Regions from separate parts of the Mus musculus genome. Here regions 2 and 3 are each linked to region 1. A link is a loop called in an ENCODE intact Hi-C map of the cell type or tissue named here. Cell type or tissue: left cerebral cortex. All regions are shown on one strand.

Region 1 (8,000 bases):
ATCACAGTCCAAATTCAAAACGGAAAGGAAGATAATGAACTCCTGGCACAGGTGCCCAGAAGTATAGGCCCCGCCCTTCTTCAACTCTTTTGTCCTCTAGGTTCTGTACACTTCACCCTCCCTGTTACTGGCTCAAAGCATTACTCAGGGTAGCTTCTCCAACATACTTTAGGAGGGGGAGAGCAGGCTTCAGGCAGTACTTAATTAATGCCTATCATTAATTTTACTACTCCTCAAAGAAGATGCTTTGTGCTAGGTAAAGGCATACTTTTATATTTGTATCTAAATTCATCTTAAATGTTTGGGGCATAAAGCTGTGCCCATATATATTCTGTTGTATCTTAGGAAGTCATCACCCAGTGACACCAGTGTGTTATGCACAAGCTAATGTTGGAAGGAATACTGTGTAGTGTTTGGCTACAATAATCAAATAGTCCAACTGCAGTCCTGCCTAACTACTTAAACCAAACTTTCAGAACCATCACAGAGCTATTTAAAAGGTTTAACTACTTCATTGAATTTTCTAAATAATTCATGAAATAAGATAATTTTAAATTAATATACGTTCAATACCTTTTGATTTTCTAGATGACCTTTTCCTCTCCCTAAATTGATCTCTCTGTCCCTCAGTTATTTGGTGTTGTGATGGTTGTTGTGTGAAAGTTCTCAATGATCAGGTATAAGTTTGTGCTCATTTTGAAAACACAGCCATGTTGTTTCTGTCTGTGGTTTTATATATATATATATATATATATATATATATATATATATATATATGTGTGTGTGTGTGTGTGTGTGTGTGTGTGTGTGTGTGTGTGTGTGTAGATAGATAGATAGATAGATATACACATACATACATGTGTGTGTGTGTGTGTGTGTGTGTGTGTGTGCATATACATACTCTCAACTCTCTCTCTGGAAAGGGTAAAGTTGTGCATGGGAAAGGATGAGAAACGGAAAACTTGGGGAGACTAAAGCCACCGTAAAGCCAATAATTCCGTAACATGATGGAAATAAATATCCAAGTACAGTTGGGTTAAACTGAAGGTTTATGGAACATGAGATGAACAGAGCACAGCCACGGGCTTCACTGTGTGTCCTCTCAACTTCAGTGTTAGTAAGAGTCATTGTAATGAAAGCTCATGGCATTTTATGGGTATTAAATAAGTCAGTGAGGCCAGGTTCTAATTAGCCCAGACAACGAATTTAGGAAGTCAAGATGCGCATTGTAATCTGATCTCATCACTGTCTGGCACTGATGATTTTAGAAGAAAATATAACAGCCTGCTGCTATTCTCCCTCCGTTCATCCAGCTTGTTTAAAAAAAATTTTTTTTTAAAAAAGAAAATATTCAGCCCTGTTTTGTGGTCCCGGTGACTGCTCTGTCATTCTTGCACGTCCACCTTCATATAAATAACCTCTGATTTCTCTGTTGTTTATAAGTTTTATTATTGAACACATGGATGCTTATCTTTATCGTTGCCAGGGTATAGCCATTATGTAGCAAAGGGACTTCATGTTAATCTTTTCATTGAATTGGCATGTTATTCTGGAGATAAGCATGTGGGAATAAGAGCAGAATATATCCAAAAGCATACTTGGAGGTTTTATTTTAATCAGAGAAATAACAAGCAGAGACTATTACAGAGACTGTAGCTCTTCATTGACTCGGGTTTAAAATATAGTAAGAGGATGCCTGGATGAGCAGAAAGGTTTATTATTTTGTATCATAAAAAATGATGGTATCAAAATGCAACATGTGTGTGTGTGTGTAGTTTCTGCTTATCATCTTCAGTTCAGGAACAATGATTTTTAAGGCCAGTTACTGCAAGTCAGGTTTTAGTGCCATGTACTTCAGGCAAATACCAGTAGACAGGATCACAGAGCACTGAAAAACAGCCCATTGGCCTTATATATCCATTATAGCATGAAATGACACAATAGGTTATGAACCATGATGCGTTTCTGTCCTCTGGGTGTGGATGCTTAACCAGACAGGTTTTTAGCTCTTTGGTTAGATGCGGTTCTTGGAGTTTGAAGCACATACACTAAACAAGAATGACCTTCAAAGGTCCACTAAACAGAAAGGATAGGCGGACAGTTTTCATGGTTCCAAGCCTCTATAAAATATGAACTGATTCAGGTTCTACTCTGTGAAAAGCTATCTATCCCGAGACTGTTTGGTTCTTTGAAACAGCCACTTTACACATCCCGTCGGCTCTTTTCATCTTGGCTGTCTAGAAATAAATGCAACACAAATATGAATAATATAAGATTATTTAAAACATGGAAGCCTTATAAATCTAGTCCCTCTCATATCTCTGAGAATGACTGAAAAGAAGAAAACTGAGATGTGCTTCATTTCTTAAGATCAGAGATTCTTACAAAAGCTATCAATGCGTGGCAGCTTCAGCTAAGAGATGTTTGTTTCCTGTCCAGCTTTGATACCTGATGCTTCTGATGAATGCTCCTTCCAGATCACACTGATAAACTTTTCTAAGTTCACACTTGCAAATCTTTTCCTCGTGATATATCCCCTCAGAGGACCATGGGCAACTCTGATGTCTCTCTTTCACCAACCTGTAGGTTTTTGGCCCCTTTGCCTTTCTTGGCTTAAGTCTATCCTTCCTCCTCCTCCCACCAGTCAGTGTAAAGATTCAGATCAAAGTTCAGGCAAGGCAAAGCTGCTCCTTGCAGTCTTTCTCTGAAACCGTGCACATGCACTCTCCCTCCCTCTCCTTGCTACCCTTTTTAATCCAAGTTATTCATATATCCTTTGATGCCCATTTACCTTGCCCGGGCTGACTGATTGATCCTGGTTAACCACAGCATTGATTTGCAGAGATTGTAAAGACCTTCATTCACTTTACCCACGTTAAATTCAATTTTGATCCTAATTCTGAGTTTCGGACAGGATTACCCCTATATCTTACTACTTTGTTTCTCTTAAGAGCTGGATGTTTCCTGGTTTACTGTCCAGATGAACAGAAGTAGGCGTTACAAATATAACTTTAAATAGCAAATCGTAACACCGTTAACATAACCGCCAACTCCTACTCTCGGTGTCTGAGTCTTTAAAAAAAAATCCTCTGCTAAATCTTTTATTCTTCCTAAAGAATTTTTAAGTACTTTGCATTGTGATGACTACGAGAGAAAAGCCAGCGAGCCTATGAACCTCGGTGGTTTATTTTATCACAGTTTTACAAATCTGTTCGAAGATTTCATTTTAAAGGCACAGTGACAGCGTTTTCTCTCTCTTCCCACTCGTTTGGCTTAGTAGCTTACTCCCTCCGTAAGTAACTTGATAACCTTTTATAGCAGCCAGCGGTATTTAATGATAATGCTCCCCTGGGAAAAACCGCAGTGGGCAGGGATACACCACAGTGGCTGGAGAACACTGGACACATGGTCTTTGGTCCCTCTGCCCAGCTCACCTCCACCCTCATGTCTCTATCTTTCTCTGTCTCTCTCTGGAGTCACAAAAGGCAGTTCGCAGCTGGAAACAACAAGTTGCGCCATGGATTCAAGCTATCTACTCAAGTAGCAAGCAGAGTCACTGGTTCAGCTGGAATCTCAGTTGCCAAGCGAACTAGGAACCCCCAAACCTGGTCCAACCACAAGCTTAAAAGTGCTTTTGCTGCTTGACAGAGGAAAATGACGCAGAGGGGAATGAACCCACTGAACAGCGGTCGCTGTCCTCCCTTCGTGCCCTCAGCTCGTTGGAGAGTCATAGAGCTCACCTTACGTGCCCAAGGACCATGTCATTTCCATCCTCTCCAAACGTCCAAACGCGCACGGGAGGTTGTACACAAGCACCGAGCTCCCCAGCACCGCGGGGATAAGGGCTGATCCTTTGTTTACCATGTAAATCACACCGGGGGTTCGCTCTTCGTCCTCACCCCTGCCTCACAACGCGATACAGAGAGAGCCTGGAAGCACCCCCAAACTCCCCCTTATCCCAGGTCATCCAAAGAAAGCTTCGCGAAAATCTTTCCCCGAACCTTAAAAAAGCAACCTTTTTAAAAAGAAGAAGAACCTTAAAAAGCTGCTGCACCCTGGTGACTCGCGTAAGCCCCCAGGGATACCCGCCTCCTAGCAGGGAGCCTGCTTCCCAGTCGGCTTAGGAAACTTAATCAGTATCCCAGATGTGAGGCCCGCGTCTGGAGCGCGGAGCCTGCACCCTCTCTTACCCGCAAAGTTGCAATCTGGTGGTTGAAGTGACCGAGGTGGGCTCGGCGAGCGCGCAGCACCAGTGCTGTGCCTGGTGCTAGCGCAGCTGGTCAGTTCCGATGGGGTTTCCGTAGTCGCTACCGAGTTTTTTGGAGCATTCCAAGGGGGAAAAAAACCCGCACGAAACCAGAGCCCACGCAGCTGGCACAGAACTGGGCGGAGTGAGGATGCTGGAGAGCCAGAGCAGGGGCGCGGGGGAGGGGCAGCCCAGGAGGGGGCGGGGTGCCCAGGACGACAGCCTCGCCCACCAGGCACTGATGCTCTCCCCACCTATACCCCCGGAAAAGTTGCGTTCCCAAGGTGGCCAAAGAGCAGCCTGGAGGACCGCCCCCACCCATCCTGGGTCTGCCCGAATGGATGCGCATCCCACGCACCTCCCTAGGAGCGGGTATAAAGGACCCACAAACACCTCAACGCGCCACCCGGGAGCATCTCTCCAGGTCAGTCAGCAAGCAGGGTGGCTCGCCATATGTCTGCTTGTCACTCAGCTAAGTGGTGGTCAGGACAGACCCGGAGGTCTTGGGTGTTTGGCATACACAGATCAGGGCTTGGTGTAGCCCAGGAGAAATGCAAAACTTCACTTGTCAACCGAACCCAACCCTGGAAAGCCCTGCTCCAACCATACTAAGCAGCTGGTCAAAGGATTGGAACAAATTGTCTCTCCCCCTACCCAGCCCTGGCAACTCTTGTAGCCGCCCTGGACTCCTGGCACCCCCTTCCCTGTCCTCAAGGTGTCACACTTGCCTTGCTAGTGCAGGGATGTGCTTGCCACTACCATCAACAATCCAGACAGTGGCAATAAATAAATGATAAGCCCCCAGCATCCCATCCACTCCTACCTGGCTCCCTCTAAACAACTGGCAATCAAGATTCCCACGTATTTAATCCCAAATTATGGGCCAGCGTAGGAGCTGGAGGTCCTGGTGGCTGCAGGTGGGCATGTTGGTGAACGACGGTGTCTGCCACCGGACTCAGCATCTCTAACTCTAATCTTGAGCTTCCAGATACAGCTTATCTCTTGGTGTAGTATTCATACACAAAAATAAGATCCAAGTACAGAGGTGGAAAAGTTCATGTAACTTGCCACACCTTTATTGTTCGTGATCTCAAGACCAAGGGACAAACTTAGCAGTGCGTTTGCCAAAAGGCTTCAGCCCCCTCCTACCTTCACTTCTCGGGTTTCTTTTTCAGAGCACAGGCGGTTGTGAGCTCCCCCCATCGCCTGTAAGCATCCCAGCAGCAAGATTTAATAGACTCAGGCTCACTCTGCGTTTCTGAACGTCAGATGAGTGAGGTGGGTTTTTTTTTTTTTCCGTTTCGTTTTTTTGTTTTTGTTTTTTAAGGGTAATTGCAGAGTAAGGAGGCTTTGTTGACTTTGGAGTGTACTCTTTGGAGTGAAGGTTTTGTTTTGTTGTTCTTTTCAAAATGCTGTTTGTAGTTGTCAAGTTTTCTTTCTCCTGAGCTAACTGCTCCTCTCATAGGTCAGCATGACCCCTAGAGTGATTTTGAGAGAGCACAGCCCACAGTCCGTCCCACAAAATACCGAGGCCTTTACAGTACACCAAACAAACCTGTACCAGAAAACTGGATGAGCAACAGAAGAACTCCATCCCTACCCCGAATCCCTCTACAGATCTCCATAAATGTGTGTCAACATCTTTCAAAGGTAGTTTTCTTGTCTTAGCATTAAACACTGGATTTTATAAAATATGCAAAACACATCACTCGGTAGACATGGAGATGAACTTTACAATAAATCTAAACCTACTTTCTACTGAAGAAGAAAAGAAGAAAAACACACATCGACATCTGTTTGGCGTGGTACAACTGAAACTACTTCTTTAAAAAAAAATTTCACAAAACCTGTTTTTCTTAATGATCAGTAAATGTATAAAAACCAAACCTGGAGCAGACATTGGTTGAAGAAGTGTTTCTGCTAAAATACAGGCTGTCATGAGTGTAGGTCCTTAAGACAGGTTTAAGGATGCTTGAAAAGGAACTCAACACTTGAGATCATCCACACAGCTCTCTTAGGGCTCTTACTTCTTCATAGCAGATACCATTTTTTATCATGATATCAGAGACAGATATTTTTTCTAGTCTTCCCTAATTTGTTATTCTTCCCATAAGAAAGGTGGATGTGAGTCCACAATAAAAACAAAATAGAAAAAAAAAAAAAAAAAAAAAGGAAAGCAAAAGCAAAACCTTGAGGACCACAAAACGCACACCAGCATCATCGGCGTTTGCTCCTAGCAGCCTGTGTTCCCTTGGAAGGAAGAGCAATGGACCACAAACCCTCCTCAGCAGCAGCGTGTGCAAGTCTGGATTGCCGTAGCTGTGCTTGTGATACATGAAATGATTGGTAATTATACAAAAAAAAAAAAAAAAAAAAAGGTAAGGCATTTAAACAGTCTGGTGAGAAGAAACCTGTAAGTCCTTAAGCTGCAGGTCAGTGGGGCCAAAGGAATCTACACTCAAGCAGATTTGTTTATTTGGAGTTTAGGTTTGTGTCTGATTCAAGGAAAGAAGAAGTTACTGTTGCCTTGAAATTAGCAACAGGAAGTAAACCAAGGAATGGCAGCGGTAAGGCAGTTACATCTAGTGCCTATTCACACTTCAAACAGATCATGAAGTTGGGATCACTGTTGTTTGAGGAAAGGAATTTTTAACCTCTAAAGTTTCTGTTTTCTCTTCAGGAGCTACAATGTGTATAGTTCTTTCTTTGAAAACTGAAGAAGAAAGAGACAACGTTACAGGCACAGAGATATGGAAAACTCACTTCTGCCAAGGACCATTGTCATGGTTTTCTGTGATAGTGAGGCATTCATGAAGAATGCCATTACTGTCTCTCTCTCTCTCTCTCTCTCTCTCTCTCTCTCACACTATATATATATATATATATATATATATATATATATATATACACATACACACACATATGCACCATTACCTACCATGCATGTATAGTAGACTTCTCTCCATATATATATATATATATATATATATATATATATATATATTCTCCATATTATATATATATAATTTTCCAAAAATGATTTTTCTAAATCATCACACAATTCTATGAAGATTTTTAAGTCATAGAATTGCTATTTGTTTTGAAACTTTTATTCCTTATGAGAAAACACTGTCATGATATTTGATATTTGACAATTCGTTTATTTAAATTTATTGCGTTTAAATTGACATTTGCCTATGTGTACATATGTATACCATGTGAGTCTCCAGAACTTCCTGAGAAGGTGACAGCAGAGCATGGAATCTCCTGGAACTGGAGTTGCAGACAGTTGTGAGCCACCGCATGGGTGCTGGGAACCAAACCTGTGTGTGTGTGTGTGTGTGTGTGTGTGTGTGTGTGTGTGTGTGTGTATCTAAATTTATTTGTCAGGTACATTTTTACTAAGGAGGCCATGAGTCAACATGCAGGAACATCTTAAAGAAAGCTTGTTTGGGGAACTTAAGGAACAGTCACCACAGAACCTGTACTTACTCCTAGGTTCACTGTTGCTTTTCATTTACTTTCATAAATTTCTTATTCGGGGTGAGCGGATGCATTTCTATTTGATACATTGATTATCAAAAAGGAGAATTATATTTTAATATTTCATCCTTTGTTTATGTTTGTGAATTTGGACTCATTTTAAACAATGAAGTTTTGTGCTATTCCTCTGCTCCACAGTGAGAGCTCTTAATACATTAACATATGAATGCTTTCCTATACATATTTATTTGAATGCGGCTCTGCAGACCCT
Region 2 (8,000 bases), 290 kb after region 1:
GTCATCTTTAATCTCATCATAATCCTGTTTATAACTCTCTCTGGCATGGTGACACAGTGTTACCATCTAAGGTTCTTGATAGGGTTTGTGTTCACTCTGCCAGTTAAAGAATGAAAAAGCAGGAAAGCCTTTAAGTATGAAAGGTGGCACTGGAAAAATCCCGTAACACCACGGACAGGAGTAGACAAGAATCAGCAGTTGAAGAAAGGCTTTATTGGGGGTGAAGAAACGCATGCATGCAAAACACACACACACACACACACACACACACACACACACACACACACACACACACAAATCCCTCCATAAAGCAAGGGGGAGATTTGGGAAGCCAAAATCTAGTTTCATTGCAAGGACAGGGTGTTTTAAGACTCCAAAGGGCCTGTAATTTAGGATTGGTCAGTTTGAGGAGAGACAGGACAGCTGATTGGCCCACAAATATTGTGTAAAATGTCTTGATCTGGCCTTGGATTTGTTGATCCAGTGCATCAGCAGGGGACCTGAAGGTAGAAAAAGTCCACAAGGCCTTTGTTTTAACCTGCCTTGCTTTCGTTTCAGGTCAGGAGGGGAGGAAGAAGCCAGCCATCTTGGAAATTTGCCATCTTTATTGTCTAGTCATGGTCCCTTTCTCCTATTTATCTGCCTTCCAGGGAATCTATCTTAACCCCAAGCTTGTCAACATCATAATCCTTCAAACAGTCTCCCTGAATCTTAGGCAAGAATCAGGGAAGTGAGTAGGGAGCAGGACATGTGGCCGACAATATCCTTTTTGATGTTCTATCTTTCTCAGTAAGAGATCCTGGTGCCTGGAAGACTATTTTGTGCTCAGACAAATTCTCAGTAGAGTGCTTGGTGGTCAGGGCAGGTGTTGTGAATCTAACATAAGAGTCTCACAATTGTAACTTATAGCCAAGGCCAGTCACAGTTAAAGTCTGTATTTTGTGATCTTACTTATGTGAAGTAATTTGCATAACTGATAGAAGGACAGGTCTTGATGAGATTTGAGTTATTATTCTAATCAAATGAGTTTTAGTGGATTATTGAGGGGAAAGAACATAGAGTATGAAGAATTAATGACCTAAAAGCCTCAGATATGCTGAGAAACTCTGGACAAGAAAGTTGACTTGAATGAGAACATTCTTGAATTGTCAGGATCCAGGACTCTTTCGATAAAGGAGTTCAAAGGATGCTGTGGCCTCTTAAACTAAGAAATCCCCAATGCAGAGAACATTGGACCCTCCTGATAGTCTGTTAAGAGCAACATACTAACCACTACGGGTATTTACCATTTTGACACAGCAGAAGAGCTGACCTGCAGATGGGATCGTCTATCCCAAGAGTTCCCTGCTTTAGGTGCCATGGCTGTCATGGCTGTTAGTCACTTCCCATTTTCTGGTAGTTCTTGTTTTGTTTTGGTTTGTTTTAATGGAAGCTTTATCATGAAAGCTGGGGCCAAGGTTTCACTATAGCACATATGTATGTGTGTGTATATATATACACACTATTATCTTCTATTTAGCAATGTGAACTTAATTTCATCCCGCCTCCGTGTTTGATGTTGTTGTCATTGTTCTTGTTGTGTGTGCTGGGGTCACACACAGAAGCCAGAGCCTCATGCTTCATATCTATGTCCAAGACAGCTACACCACTGGTCCTTACTTCTTTTTTAATAAGGATAATTTTCTATGCTTTTAGAAGTACAAGATTGCTGCATTTCATTGTACTTTAATGAGATATAGTGTGGCCACACACTTTAGTTCTGCAGTCATTTATGGCTCTCTGTGACACTAATTGGGTGTCTTCCAGAATACATTAGTCCATTTATGCTGCCTGGTGTCTTAAAACACTGTGGTTTCCAAGTAGCTATTAAAAGTCTGCTTATGTTTGTTATTAAAGATACTTTAGGATTTAATATTTTCAGCAAATTAGAGGATCCTTTTGTTATAAAATTTGCCAATTGAAAATGACTTGATAAACTTTTTTAAAACACAAAACATTGAATGTATATGACTCTATAGTGTTCTTTCTAGAACCAAGGGGAAACTCTCAGGGCACTAGAGATGGCCATTCTTGAGGACACAAACATGTGGTGGCAGTGGAGGAATTAAAATGGAAAAGAGTATTCTAAACAGCCACAAATAGGTGCTTCCCACTATCTTTTGATAATTGAGTGGAAATGAAGACATGACCACACCTAGGTATTGTTGAAGACAAGGAGTTTATTGTAGATATAAGGGAGAGTTCAGCTAGAGGCATCTGGATGTGTCTAGACTGAGCCTGGTCATGAAAGAGGTGGGGAGAGTCAAGAGAGGAAGAAGAAAAGAGAAGAGGAAAGAGGGCAAGTAGACCAAGCGAGAAACTGAGGCCCAGACTATAGACTATCAAACATGGGGTATAGCACAAGAAACAACTGACACATACATAACTTAGGGGACTTAAATCAGCAGCTTGGTTTGGTTAGGGGAGAGGTGGAGCCACTTGGAAGGAAGCTCATATATGCCCCTCCCAAAATCTGTTCTAAAGTTGCCTGTAACATTCCAGTCTCAGGTGTGTCTTAGGAGCCTTCGATTTTATTTTGATGCAGTACGGTATTTCTGGAGTAGCCTTAGCATCTGACTATTGAAGTTGCATACCATTTGGGGTTGAATCTTGTAGTCACTGTGTTGTGTACATATAACAGAAACTCTGAACAAAGTAAGTTTGTTGACTATTCATGCCCACTTGAGTGGCAGGAGGGCTGTCCCTGCCATGCTCACAGACTTCTTCTTAAGCCCTTTCCCCAGAGATGGGGCAGGCCTGGCACCTACACTTCCCTACTGGGCTTAGCTGCCAATCCCAACGCTGAGGAAGAATAGCTAGGAGCCCTACTACAAGGGAAAACAAACAAACAAACAAACAAAAACCCTCCACCAATTCCTGAGCTCGCCCAAAGATCAGACCATGTATTTCCTCCAATCCCAGGCCACCCCGGAAATCTCTGTCCCCATCTCACCCCTCAGGAAACGCTATACCAACCCCATGTTTTGCCGGGTTTTCTGCTGCTTGTCTGTTTCTCATCCTAGCAGAGGCAGCCACCCTCCTGGGTTCTCCCCTCCCAATGAATCTCCCGGGTGAAGTGTGTTGTGTAGTGTGACTTTGTGGTATTCCTTGGCTCTGGACTGCCAGGACGACTTTCCATCCAAGACTTATGGTGTCCTTTTCAGCGTTGTGTCACATAGTTCCATACTTGAGCAGATACAAATTTTATTTAAAATATATGTGTATTCTTAGAAACAAACCAAAATTTGTATTCTAACTTTGTGTTATTTCAATAGATGGCACGGGTAGACAGGTAATTTTGTCTTCAGAGACAAGACTTTAGTCATACACATTAACTATGTAGTTTTAGCTGTTAGAAGATACAGGCCTTGATATCCATATCTACAAGTCAGTATATGTCTCTTGGATTCACTACATGGCATACAGCAGGAGAATATTGGAGTGCTACTTACAGTCAGCACCAGAATTCTCACCTTTGGGAGAAAACATTATAGACCATTATAGAAAACATTACAGGAAAGATGAGATGTAGTTCCAATGTTCTTAAGGGAGCTTCTAATCTATCAGGATTTCTCATGAAGAATCCACCTGTCATTCTAAAGTTTGACTGGGTCTCCTCTTGGTTCAGTGCCTATTTCTGGCTTCATCAACTTACTGCAGTATATATTTTTTAAAGGTATAGTTATTGTGAGATGGAATGCTTATCTTGGCGTTTACATTGTGATAAAGATGAAAGACAGCTTTCCCCTCTCACGATAGAAATCCAACCGACTGACAGATGCTAAAGGACTTATGCCTGATTGCTTGGGATCACAGCCTTTGGTTATGTCTGGTGTACACAGTGAGCTCAGCCTTTAGTTTAGTGCCTGCTGTACACAAGGTTCATTGGTCAGCTGAACAAATGTACCTGATTGGCAACCTTGCATTAGAGTTAAAGTCTATTTGGACACATCAAGAACAACGGGATATAGTAATGATTTTTTTTTCCCTCCAAAACCTGCTAGTGCTAGGATACAATTTTTTCTTCTGGGCCCTAACAGGAATCTCAGCATAATTCTATCGTGATAACTTTCTTTTGAAATTATTAAAAAGTCTGTAGTGAAGTGTGAAGTATGTGAAGAAAACTATAAGGTTAATACGGATGGAAATCGTATTATCAGAAATGCTAGAAAGATCAAAGAACGTTGTTAGTTAAAGCAACTGAGTCCAGCTTCTCTAGTATCTATCTGTGCCGGCTGCTAGGTTGCTTAGCAACTCCGCAACGCTTCCTCATCCGCCCGGACCTTGAGTCCCGGCCCCAGTTCCGCCGCCACGTCCGGCTTCGACTCAGTCCCTACTTCCGCCGTAACCAGCCAGTGGGGACCTAGCGGCCGCTCTGTTTGACATCCCTTATATTGCCTGACTAAAAATGTGTCAGTGAACTACCAAAAGTAGAAACATATCCTCTCTCTACCATTTACACTTCAACTTGATACAGACACACTCAGAATGAAATGTCTAACTGTGGGCTATCGGCCTTCTGTAGCCTGTGAGCTCCGACACAATTTTCAGGCGCTGTGTGGATAGCCGCGCTGGAGGGCGACGTGGGCCGCGAAGGCCCCCGCTGCCGGCCATCAAGGAAGCGCGGCGGGCGGCTGGGCGCGGTGTGTGTCAGGCGGTTCCACCATGTAAGTATCCGTCCCTGTGTCCCGGCCTTAACCCCGTGGCCGGTCCCGACCGTAACGCCTTCTCGTTCTCTCCGGCAGGTCGAAGGTGTCCTTTAAAATCACGTTGACGTCGGACCCGCGGCTGCCGTACAAAGTGTGAGTGACAGGCAGGGCTGGAGCTGGCCGGGCCTGGCGGGACAGAGGGGGACAGGAGGAAGGGTGCGGCATTTCTGCTGAAAGCCAGTGGCCCCTCGCAACGCTCTGGGTGGGCAGGTGCAACGGGAAGAAGGTTGGACGAGGATGGAACCCGTTTACTTGATTTAAAGGTCTTTACCTGGACCAGCTGTTACCGGAAGTTAGGGAGGACTTCCCAAGTCTGGACTTTTGACAGGTCCGACCCGAACACTCTTAACTTCAGTTTTTTTGCTTTGTTGTGTATAAACACAACGACTGGGTGCCTAGGTGCTGAACTCCCAGTCACACACACTTGGATCTTTATAAAAAGTGCTTAGCGGGATTGGGAAATGGGGGTGTAGGACCTTGTGTCCTTGTTGGGCCCTTCCTTGTGCTTCAGCAGTTCAGTTGATGGCTAACACAGGTTACCCAGCTCCATCTTAGTATGATTTTTAAGTTGACCCCTTTTGAGTTCCTGCAGCTGGAAGACCTATGCTAACCTGCGACAGACCAGGGTTTCCATAGATTTCATTCATGACGGGTTTGGTGGCACCAAGGCCCAGCTAACTGAGCTGAGAGCAGCTGTCATCGTTTTCTGAAGTTTCCCACCCGTGATCCATTCAGCCTCGTGGCCTGTGGTTCCCTTATCTTTCCATGTCTAAAATGGTCTACGTATCCCTCGTCTCTCCCGTAAGGGCTCATTCTAAACGGTTGTCTTCAGATGGCTGTATTCTCTTCCTCTGGATGATGTACCGCAGTGTGCCTTCAACAATAAAAGTTAAAAGTTTTCTGTCACTTTTGCCTCCCTAGTGCCATACCCACTCATTTCGTGTGCAGACGAAAGTCTGTAGTCTAGGTTTTTTTTGTTGTTTTTTGTTTTTTTTTTTTAAAGATCGTTTCTTTGCTAACTCCCAGGAATCTGATAGCCACCTCTCTGATAGCTTGGAATATTTTGCTTGGTGAAAAACCAAATTTATGTTCTCTGCACTTAACTCTGTTCCTGAAGAAATTACAATAGTGCTGATGAGTTTTATGTGAAACCCTCATAACTGGCACTCGACTGTGCTCCCCTAAATTTTCTCATTTTCCTATCCACAGAAAGTATTTTTGTCTTATTTCAAAATTTCCACAGCTCCTTTTCCCACCATTCAAAAGAAATCAGAGGGGACGCCTCTCACTTTTATGGAATGCCCGTAAACATCTCCCATGCCTTTACAAGAAAGCACATAGCTACTGTTGGGAAAGCCCCTTTCTACAGTCTTCCTGCTTTGTTCTACTGAGGATTAGGTTATTAATTAACATTTGGAAGGAAAAATGCTAGCACAAAAAATTCATCTGCGCTTCTGAGAAGAGAAATCCAGGCTTAGCCCTACAAATGTTATATGACATCGATGTTTTATGTGTTGACAAATAGAAACGTTTTCTCTGCTAGAGAGGTGTCTGGTTTTTGTACTTAATTAACACTGCCTTTAACATTTTTATTTTAAAACGTTAGACGAGAAGCAATAAAATAGACCAAGGCTATAGAAAAGTTGGCCTTGCTGACAGATCTCCTCCTGGGCATACTAGCACACCTATAATCCCAGCATTTGTGAGGCAAAGGCAAGCTAATTCTCTGGGTTGGAGGCTAGCGTCTTAAAGACACAGTGTCTTTAAGAAGAGAGAGAGAGGGTTCATCTAAGTGTCTGTCTGCCCATGGTCTGCACTTTTACCAACCTGGGTGGAGCCATGGCTTGGTGGTTTATTATATGGAAGTCTATAACATTTGTCTTCACAAACTAGAAGAGGATGTCAGATCTCATTACAGATGGTTGTGAGCCACCATGTGGTTGCTGGGATTTGAACTCAAGACCTTTGGAAGAGCAGTCAGTGTTCTTACCCGCTGAGCCATCTCACCAGCCAGGTGAGATGGTTTGTTAAGAGCACAGCTACTTTTGCAGAGGACCCAGGTTCAATTCCTAGCACCCACATTCCTAGCTCACAACTGGCAATGACTCCAGTTCCTAAGGATCTGATGCCCTCTTCTGGCTTCTATCAGCCCCTCTACACATGTGTACACACAGAAGCAGGCACATATACACATAACATACAATAAGCCTAAACACATGGAAACATGAAAAGAAAGAGAAGGTGGAGCTCTGCTTGCAGGGTGTTGGTTTTTGCACAGAGCTGTGGTTCCTTGCCTGGACTCTGCTTTTCTAGTGTTTTTTCAACGTCAGTGCACAAATGCTGCCTTGAAAACAGACACCCTTCACAGCCCCAAACAAATGTTCCCTATCTGCAATGAAATGAACTGTGTGAAATTCTTCTTTTCTTGTTGCAGTCTCAGTGTTCCTGAAAGTACGCCGTTCACAGCAGTGCTAAAGTTTGCAGCAGAAGAAGTAAGTGTGGGTTCTAACAGTAGCTTATGGATGCAGTTAGCATGTTTCTGGCTTTTGTCTCTTGTGTATTTACATGCGCTGCGCCCTTCCCCTCCCTCCTCATTTTCCTATGGTTCATTACTGGGCTCATGGTAAAGATGTCACAAGCGTAGGAAAAGTTAATCTATCTTCTAGTTAGAAAACAAGTTGAATAAGCTGACACGTCTGTTTAACGCAGCAGATGAGAAGTGTAGAGTTTTTTTGGTAGTGAATGCATCAGGTTTTTTTCTAAGAGCTAATTATTATATCCACTTGAATTGGGTAGGCTAAGTATGTATGTGTACTTTTGATAAAAATTTGTTTTGAAAAATGTTTTAAAAACATGTTGGTATTTTCTGGTTTTTTGTTTGTTTGTTTGGTTTTTCGAGATAGGGTTTCTCTGTATAGCCCCGGCTATCCTGGAACTCACTTTGTAGCCCAGGCTGGCCTCGAACTCAAAAATCCGCCTGTCTCAGCCTCCCGAGTGCTGGGATTAAAGGTGTGTGCCACCATGTTTTTAAGAAATGAGAGTTTCCTCCCTGGAATTATCAGAATTGTTTATGAAGCGTCTCACGGCGCAGCACTTGGAAGTGTAGGGCGATCTGGGCCAGTGGCAGCAGAGTGTGATTTGGGATCCTTTCTGATTTCATGGCAGTGTTAGTCACCTGCATGGCATAAAGCAGATCCCTCAGTTCATTTCTTCCTCCTCAGCCCCTGTGCTGTGTGCAAACCCAAGCTGCGT
Region 3 (8,000 bases), 110 kb before region 1:
TCCCTTTCTGAAGGCAGTTTGCAGGAAGCTATAGATGACCTCCTGTTGGTAGGCTGCTGACCGATCTGAGGATACTTTCTGCTATCCCACACTTGGTCCTCCCTTGCCACACTCCACAAAGAGAAACACTGGAAGAGGAGATAATAAGAAAGCCACATTGTTCTGACTACAGTTTTTGCTCCTTTATGGAGGAGTTAAATATCAGAGAGGGATGAGAGTGACTACCCCTCAATGCTTCCTTAATTCAAATGAGGGGATGCCAAGAAAAGCCCTGAAGCCTGAGGATTATACAGCAAGAAGAAACTAGTAGTCCACACTCCCTGTGAAGGCATCTTCTCAACAGCTAACTGGTATACCTCTCCCTTGGTCTGGTTCAACATGGAAAAGGGAAAACCAGGCAGTTTGTCAATGGGGCAGCTGCTGGCAGCCTGAACGCTTACCGTTCTGTGTGTCTGTTTGTTAAGTCCATGCATGGTGCAGGAAAAGCTGTGCATGACTCTTCTTGCCAAACTCAAGACTTGTGAGGATCGTAGAAGACCACAGAGACTAACTAACTGCAGGGTACACAGTGGTTGAGGGACTGTAAGGTTTTAGACAGAGCTGAATCTGATCCTGAGAACTTTCTAGTGCTTGGGCACAATAGTGCAGCACATCCCAGGAATGTCACCATATTCATTCCTGACACGGATACTTAGTGATTCCCAGAAAGCAGGACATCTGGGAAGAGCTTTGGCCTGGGTGCTGGTTGGTTAATGAAGACCCAACTTCTGCTGTCTGTCAGCTGTCTTCCCTAAGGCAGCAGGAATGGAGAAAAGCAGAGATCTGTGTACCCTGGGGCTGGAGTCAACGCGTGAGACATAATGTAGATGAACATATCCAGGTCTTTCAGGTCATGGGCCAGTCTTTCATTAAGAAGAGAAAAATCTTTAAAGTGCTTATAAGTTTAAAAATTTTAAAATAGACCCAGTCCTTTGCTGCTTGAATAGAAGGCCCACTCTACTGGAGGAAACCCAAACCTGTACTGTAAACCAGACTTGGGAGTTCACAGGCCCCGAGGGTGGATCTGCTACTGTTCTGAGGATCTACTACTACTGTTATTCTGATAATTGGACACAATATCAATCTGACCCCCAAATCCATATCTCTATACCGACACACTGGTGATGCTCTTAGATCTTATCAGAGAATCACCGTTGTATAGTGGTTTACACAGAAAGTCACAAATTGCTCAAAGCGCACAGAATACCAGTGGAGTTGTTAGCCATAATTTAGGGCATCCTCACCATTCCTCTTCCTAAGGCTCAGGGACCACAATAGAAAGGGGGAGGAAAGACCATCCTAACCAGAGAAAACAGTGTCTTTTGGACATGACAGGACTTCTGTGCTCACAAACTCATGGCAGCTGTGGTTGTCTGCACAAGACTTGCACGAGACCAATCCTATCAGCACTCTAGTATAAGGAGGGTAGAGCAAGAGCCCCATCCCCTAACTAGAGAGCTAGGAATACTTGATGGCTCTGGGAGGGGATAAAGTCAATTTTTTATGAAGGATGTGGCTCCTGGTAGGTTGGCCACGTTCTAGTGGATGGATCCATGCCAGGAGGAGTACATGGTCTGCCCAAATGGGACTAGATGGCTTGTTAAAATAAGAAGATACAAAGTTGTGAGTTTGGGAGGTGGGGATGGATCTATGGGGAGATGGGGGTGAAGCTGAGAGGAGTAGTGCAAGGCATAGAAGAGAATCTGAAGAAAACACACTGTATGCAATTCTCACATATTTAGGAAAATGTTAACAAGAAAACAAGCTGGTCTTACATCTTAATAACTTAATGTTTCAGGAAGCCTATATCTAAGAGTGATCTCATTCAAAAATAGTCAGGCTCTCTAATTTAGGTGGGCTGAGTAGAGTGTCTGGAAAAAGGAAGCCTACTTTGCATCTAGATTCTGGGGAGTAGTGTTTCATAATTGTCATATGAGAACGGAGTCTGGTATGAGATCTTTTTTTCCATAATTGTTTCTCTTTCTTGAGTGTGTTCAAGTACCTCTGCAATTTCTGAATCAACTAAGCAAGAGGACAACTTAAAATCTCAATTTACTGAAAATAATTCACAGCGCTTCTGACTGGAGTCAGCAGACCATCAAGAGAGGCTGATGTAATGCAAATGGGGACAATTACTCTGCATTTGAAGACATTTGAAAAACCCTTGAGTCGCCGTGAGTTTGTCCACTATTTTAGCATTAGAGATAAAAATTTAGGAAAACAAAAATAAGGACGCCCACAGTTTCAGTTTGGGAAGAAGAGGTGCCATGTCAGGTAAGAATATACAACTTGGTTCTGGTAGTTCGTACCTAAATATAATTATTTAATAATTAATTAAAAAGTTTGAGAGATAGCATTTTTCATAGGATCTCCTTTCATTTCAACGCTTCTATGGAAATTACAGCCGAATATTTAAATTGATGGGAAAACAACAAAGGTTTCTTCGCTCCAGCTGCCTTGTCAAGGACCAGTAGAAGCTGCATAGTGTACACTTTTCAAATGTGTGTATTTTCACTATAAAGATTACCACATTCCACTTAAAATGAATTCTCTTTAAAAAAACAATTGACCGAAACACCCTTCACATGTGCGTATCTCTCAACAGAGGCTTAAATATTAAGAATGTTCTTACAGTTGAGGGAACTTAACTGTATGCCCCAGAAACTGATTCTTCCAAACTAGAAAGTAAGCATGTTTACAGGTATTTCCTCTCCCTCCCTCCCTCCCTCCCTCCCTCCCTCCCTCCCTCCCTCCCTCCCTCCCTCCCTCCCTCCCTCCTCTCCTTGCTCTCATTTTCTTTCTCCCTTTCATCTCTCTTCCTTCTCCATCCTCCCCTCCCTTCCTTCTCTCCTTCCATCTTTCCTCCCTCCCTCCTTTCCTTCCTCCAAGACATTGCTTATTTTGTTCTAAGCCAGTGGGAGCGATGAGGGAGAGGACGGCAGCAGAGCTGTGGGGTGGTGCGGAGGATTTAGTGTGTAAAATGTGATGCTTGTTATTCCTGACCAGTGTGCATCCTGGAGTGTGTTGCACCTCTAATAAACTACATGCACTGCTCAGTCGCATTGTACCTGTGGAAAGGTGCGAGGAGGCAGGGAGTGGTGCACATGTGTGCAGAGATGGTGTTCTAGAAACTTCCTGCTTCCTGAAATCCTATCTCTCTCATTTCTGGCGCAGTGTCTCATAGAGAAACACGGTTCTTTCTTTGGAGGCTCTGGGATTTGTTGTATTAACAAGCACCTGCTGGCCCTTTGATTCTGGACAAGGAATCCAACTTCCGAACCCTGTCTCCTCTCTGGAAAACAAGCCATTCCCTCGGTTTAATATAGCCAGATGGAGTAGAGTTGCTGTGACATCCGCAGCAGAATGTGCATTGAAATTTTCAGCCTCTTTAGCATCAATGTCATGCAACTACATTTATTATAGTGATTTCTAACTAAGGAAAACCAATTTAAGCACCATCCAACCATTTAACCTTTTTTATGTTTTGATGTCTAGTTTGCTTTTCAGTATGTGTCCCCTTCCCATCTACACTAGGTACCAATATTCTCAGAAGGTCTCTAGGGATCAGTCTTTGGGTGTTAAATTTGACATGTGCTGTCATAACCTGACAGGGGTCATTTTTCCCCAGTAAAGAATTCAGTTACTGCAAATCAGCAGGTGAACAGACAACAATTTAAATATTTCTAAATATTGTGTATCCTGATAGTTTACTGGGTATAACTGTATACAAGTAGCTTTTAAATAGTCCCACCAGCACATAGAGATAAACAGGAAAATAAGAAAAATGTGTCATGCTGTAATGGTTGTCTAGTTTTTGTTTGTTTGCTTGCTTGCTTGATATTACAATAGTTCTTTAAAATACCAAGTGGCTCTTTTGCCACTGTGTTTGGATCTTTACATGACTATAGCTCATCTGTTGAGCATTGTGACCTGGGGAGGAGTGGAAGAAAGCTATATGCTAGTTTCTTATCATTGTAACACCATTTCGAGCTGATCAAGAGGCTAGGTGCTTTAGAAGTAAGGCTGAGATTATGAGTCATTGAAGACACATGATCTTAGTGATGATTTGTAAAAGGGAGCACTGATGTATGACTCAGGGGTAGAACACATGTTTAACATGCAGGAGACTCTGAGTTTACTCTGTAGCACCCCCTAAAAATGGGGAAAACAAAAATGGTCACCAGACTAAAATTTTATATATACATAATATATAATATATATATATATACACACACACAAATATATATCACAAGAATAAAAATTATACACACACACACACACACACACACACACACACACACACACATATATATATATTGGTCCCAGGAAGATGTTTGTTGGTTCCTATGAGTGTCAAGATGAAAATAAGATCAACATTATGAAATCCATGTTACCTGTTTGGCAGACTTAGTTGAACATTTTCAGACTTCTTAACTTCAATGTTTTAACTTATATAATATACAGTAAATGAGGGAAATGAGAAGCCAATGTTGCTAAAGAAAAATTGCTAAAGCAGCCTGCGATCCAGGCAAGCTGGGTAATGTGGATATTATGGGCACGTCTTGCTTTGTGGCTAGCAATTCTCCAGGCGCTATTTTTAACCAAGCTGAGATTCTGTTCTCTGCTCCATCATCTCCTCACTTCACCCTTCTCGTTGTGCTCACAGAGCACAGATTTGCATGCTGTCTGACTGTGGCATATTCTTAGGCATGACTTAACGCCAATCACTTCAGCAGCCATTTTACCTTCTCTCGGGAGCAAGGCAGTATTTAATATATGACAGCCTTTACTGAAGTGCTACTTTTATGAAAAAGATATGTTATTAATTTTGCAAGCTTTTGCTAAGTTGATTATATAAGTGTATATACGCATATGTATATGTACATGTGTGTGTTTACTTTTGTGCTATATGAAAAACTATGGAATATTTTTTACCTATTATAATTTAGTTATAATGGATCCTGAAGAAAAACTCAAACTGGTTTTTGGGAAGGTCTGAAAACTAGTATTCCCAAGGAATCCTTTCTTTTCTTTAATTATATTTTATGTGCATTAAGTGTTTGCCTCCATATGTTTAATTGCACACACACACATGTATGTATGTATGTATGTATGTATGTATGTATGTATGTATCCTGCATTGTCCAGAAGAGCCTACCCCCCTTAGAACTGGAGTTACAGATGGTTGTGAGCTGAGCAGCTAGGTTGGTGCTGGGCAGAACCATGGACCGCTGCAGGAGTAGCCAGTGCTCTCTCAATCATGGAGTCATCTCTCCAGCTCCACGTCATTCTACTTTATTGTTAAACATCTAGAACCACACAGGAAATGAAACTAAAGATGTCTTACTTCATCACCTATCAGCCTTGGGCAAAAAGATATGAATGTTTCACTGATGCAGCCACCAAATCAGACCACACCCCTTTAATCTAGATCACATGTTCATAAAAAGCTCTCAGCACTCCTGTCCTAATGCCATCTTCTGTTCCCTTTTGAGAACAACAATTCTCTCTCCCTAAGGAGGGCAGCTCTGTAGACTCAATGGGGGATCAAGTGTCATTCAGTGAAAAGCCTTTTCCTTTATTGATGAAGGTACCAAAAGCCCTGAGGGTTTGTGACTGCCTATGTTTTAAGTCCATAGTAAAGTATATCCATAGCATGCCAGTAAGTGCTCACAGCCCTTGCAATTCTGGGTCCTCTAAAGCCCCGCAAACTCAGCCTTAGCAAGGAGGCTCTCAAGATTCACCAATATAACTCTCTTGAGAGATCTACCTGATACATAAACACGTATCACGTGCCCTGTTGATAATCACTCACATACTCTTTTATCTTTTAAAATACATCTTTTCACTCTAAAAGCTTTTGGATCAATTTTACCCCTCTGGTTATATTATCCTGAAAATGTTACCTCTAGCAAATACTTCAGCTTTTTGGAATTATAATACATTTAAGACTACACACGAATTACCTAGTGTCTCTGACATCATTTCTTTCATCCACTTGTCAAGGAATATTCTGCTACAAGTTTAATACATAGCAGGTAATCAAAGGTGGTTTTAACTTCAAAATTAGATGTTTTTATTTTTTATAATATTTACCATTTTCTGCAATTCTGATCATTAATTCACTACCTACTCCCTCCAGTGAGATTTAAAGTCCATCAGCCCAAAGGCCTTTTGCTTGCTATGTAATGGTCCCAGTCTTGACTCTTTGAAGGTATTCAGTATACTCACTGATGGCATGAAGGCGAGCAATACTATTTATGCTCACAGCATGCCGCACCTGGAAGGTTTTCCTAAAAAAGCTGCACGTTCCATTTGGGATGTCAGGGCTTTCAGACATGTAGTGTGAGTTGTCAGTGCATAACATACGGCCTTTTAAATGCTTTAGTAAGAGTTACTCCAGAAAGTTTCTCTCTGAAGAAAATTAACATAAAATATGTCCCTTATGTGAGATACTTTGACTGACAGTGATAATTTCATCTTGCTATCAACTTCCTTGCCGTAATGTTTCTTTGAGGAATTACAGATCTAAATTTCCCTTTTACTTTATATATGCATGTACTTCAGGTTAGTCAGGACTGACTCTAAAGCTCACTTGAGATGGTATTTATAAAACATAGTTACAACACCAACTTCACATCACTATACTGTTCTTTGCTACCACTTATACTAAGGCCTAGGACTGAAGGCAGGTCACCTTTCTCCCCGCTGATCCTCATGCTAGACTCCTCTCAGTTTTGAAGTTAACCCAAGCAGATCTCCTGAGATTAGGAATCATGAAATGAGTCATGTTCTCTAATGAACTGGATCTGAGACCAAGGGGAATTCAAGTAAAACTGAAAAAATATGCTTACTCAGCAAACCACAGTAGAATACAGTAAAGGATAATTAAAATGCAAATTCTAAGGATAGCTACAGTAACAGAAAGGAAGCAAAAACACAGTTGTTAATAAATAAGGTTTTCTACTCTGATTGTAGCAGTTCTAAAATAATTATCTATCTCTGGTAAGTGGAGGTTAAATCTTTTCCTATTGTTTAATTTCCTATTTCTCTAGCTACAGAATTTTCTGAGAAAGACAATCGATGAACTACATACATAGAATCAGAAGTTCTTGAGATACTCATACTTCTATGTGGAAGGCATATAAGAAAACTAAGGGGTGCAGGTCTGGTTCAGTCAGTGACAGAGACCACCTCTTTGCCCCCATAAAGGCTCTGGGATCAGATGCCAGGACAGGAGAAAAATAAGAGATTATATGTGGCCAATGGGACACATCCAAAAGATTCAAAAGACAAGCAAGGCACAAACCCTGAGTCACTTATGGGACAAAGGGTCATCAACTCCTTGTAACCTGTAACCTAAATTACCTTTCCTGCATTGCATTTGGGAACAAGCACAACACAATTGGAAAAACATTTGTTTGATTTGAAAGATGAGGTCTTAGAGCTACCATGGGCAGAACCTGTGTGTAATCTCTCCCTCTGCCCCAAACATTAGTGAAGATTCTTTCTAAGCAACAAAATTCCACGGCAGAGACACGTTCGTTATTATATTTTCTAGAGTAACACATTTACCCAGGACCCACGGTAATATCATCCACTCCACGATGGTTGGTGGTGGACCTTGCCTGTTCAAGTCTGACCTGTCGATGTGCTGAGAGGCTAGCAGCAGCAGAAACAAAAAGGTCAGATAGGAGGCTGTGTGGCAGATAAACTTGATAAATGGCTTTCTGATGAACAGTCCAAGTGGGCTTTTGGGAGCTATCAGGTAGCACACGGAGAAGACGGGGAAGAGTAGTCCTATTATGAAACACGTCACCATCTTCACCGCCCAGTGTCTTCTCCTCCAGCCTGGGAACTCATCGTACCAGCGGGAAGCGAGCAGCTGCTGGCAGTTGGGCTGAGCAACAAACTAGGAGGAATGGAGAAGGAAAATTAGGTTCCTATTATATGTAATGACC

The links. Hi-C counts contacts between places; a loop is a spot of excess contacts. Peaks named below come from ENCODE experiments on the same cell type or tissue, not always from the same donor. Only the 100,000 strongest peaks of a DNase experiment are listed, where the experiment ranks them.
Region 2: a loop joins it to region 1, with 5 times the contacts of the local background. A loop is called at or near these places in 7 of 42 quality-filtered maps.
Region 3: a loop joins it to region 1, with 2.8 times the contacts of the local background. A loop is called at or near these places in 2 of 42 quality-filtered maps.

What each region holds. Positions count from the first base shown.
Region 1 is chr3:54,152,450-54,160,449 of GRCm38, reverse strand. It overlaps Trpc4 (transient receptor potential cation channel, subfamily C, member 4), which reads right to left and starts at 4,393. Exons shown (of 11, transcript NM_016984.3): 1 at 4,191-4,393. In left cerebral cortex, CTCF peaks have their summits at 4,953 and 5,483; DNase peaks (open chromatin) are centred at 4,367, 4,653, 4,967, 5,403 and 5 more places; H3K4me3 peaks cover 3,818 bases; H3K27ac peaks cover 2,473 bases.
Region 2 is chr3:53,860,455-53,868,454 of GRCm38, reverse strand. It overlaps Ufm1 (ubiquitin-fold modifier 1), which reads left to right and starts at 4,648. Exons shown (of 6, transcript NM_026435.5): 1 at 4,648-4,706; 2 at 4,785-4,841; 3 at 7,183-7,240. The coding sequence starts at 4,705. In left cerebral cortex, a CTCF peak has its summit at 4,580; DNase peaks (open chromatin) are centred at 4,358 and 4,614; H3K4me3 peaks cover 1,714 bases; H3K27ac peaks cover 1,053 bases.
Region 3 is chr3:54,266,035-54,274,034 of GRCm38, reverse strand. Trpc4 (transient receptor potential cation channel, subfamily C, member 4) reads right to left here. Exons shown (of 11, transcript NM_016984.3): 4 at 7,615-7,951. Among named protein-coding and RNA genes, the nearest start is that of Gm31095, 91 kb to the left of the region's middle. In left cerebral cortex, no CTCF peak of the experiment used is centred here; DNase peaks (open chromatin) are centred at 3,067, 3,374, 4,052, 4,634 and 1 more place; H3K27ac peaks cover 380 bases.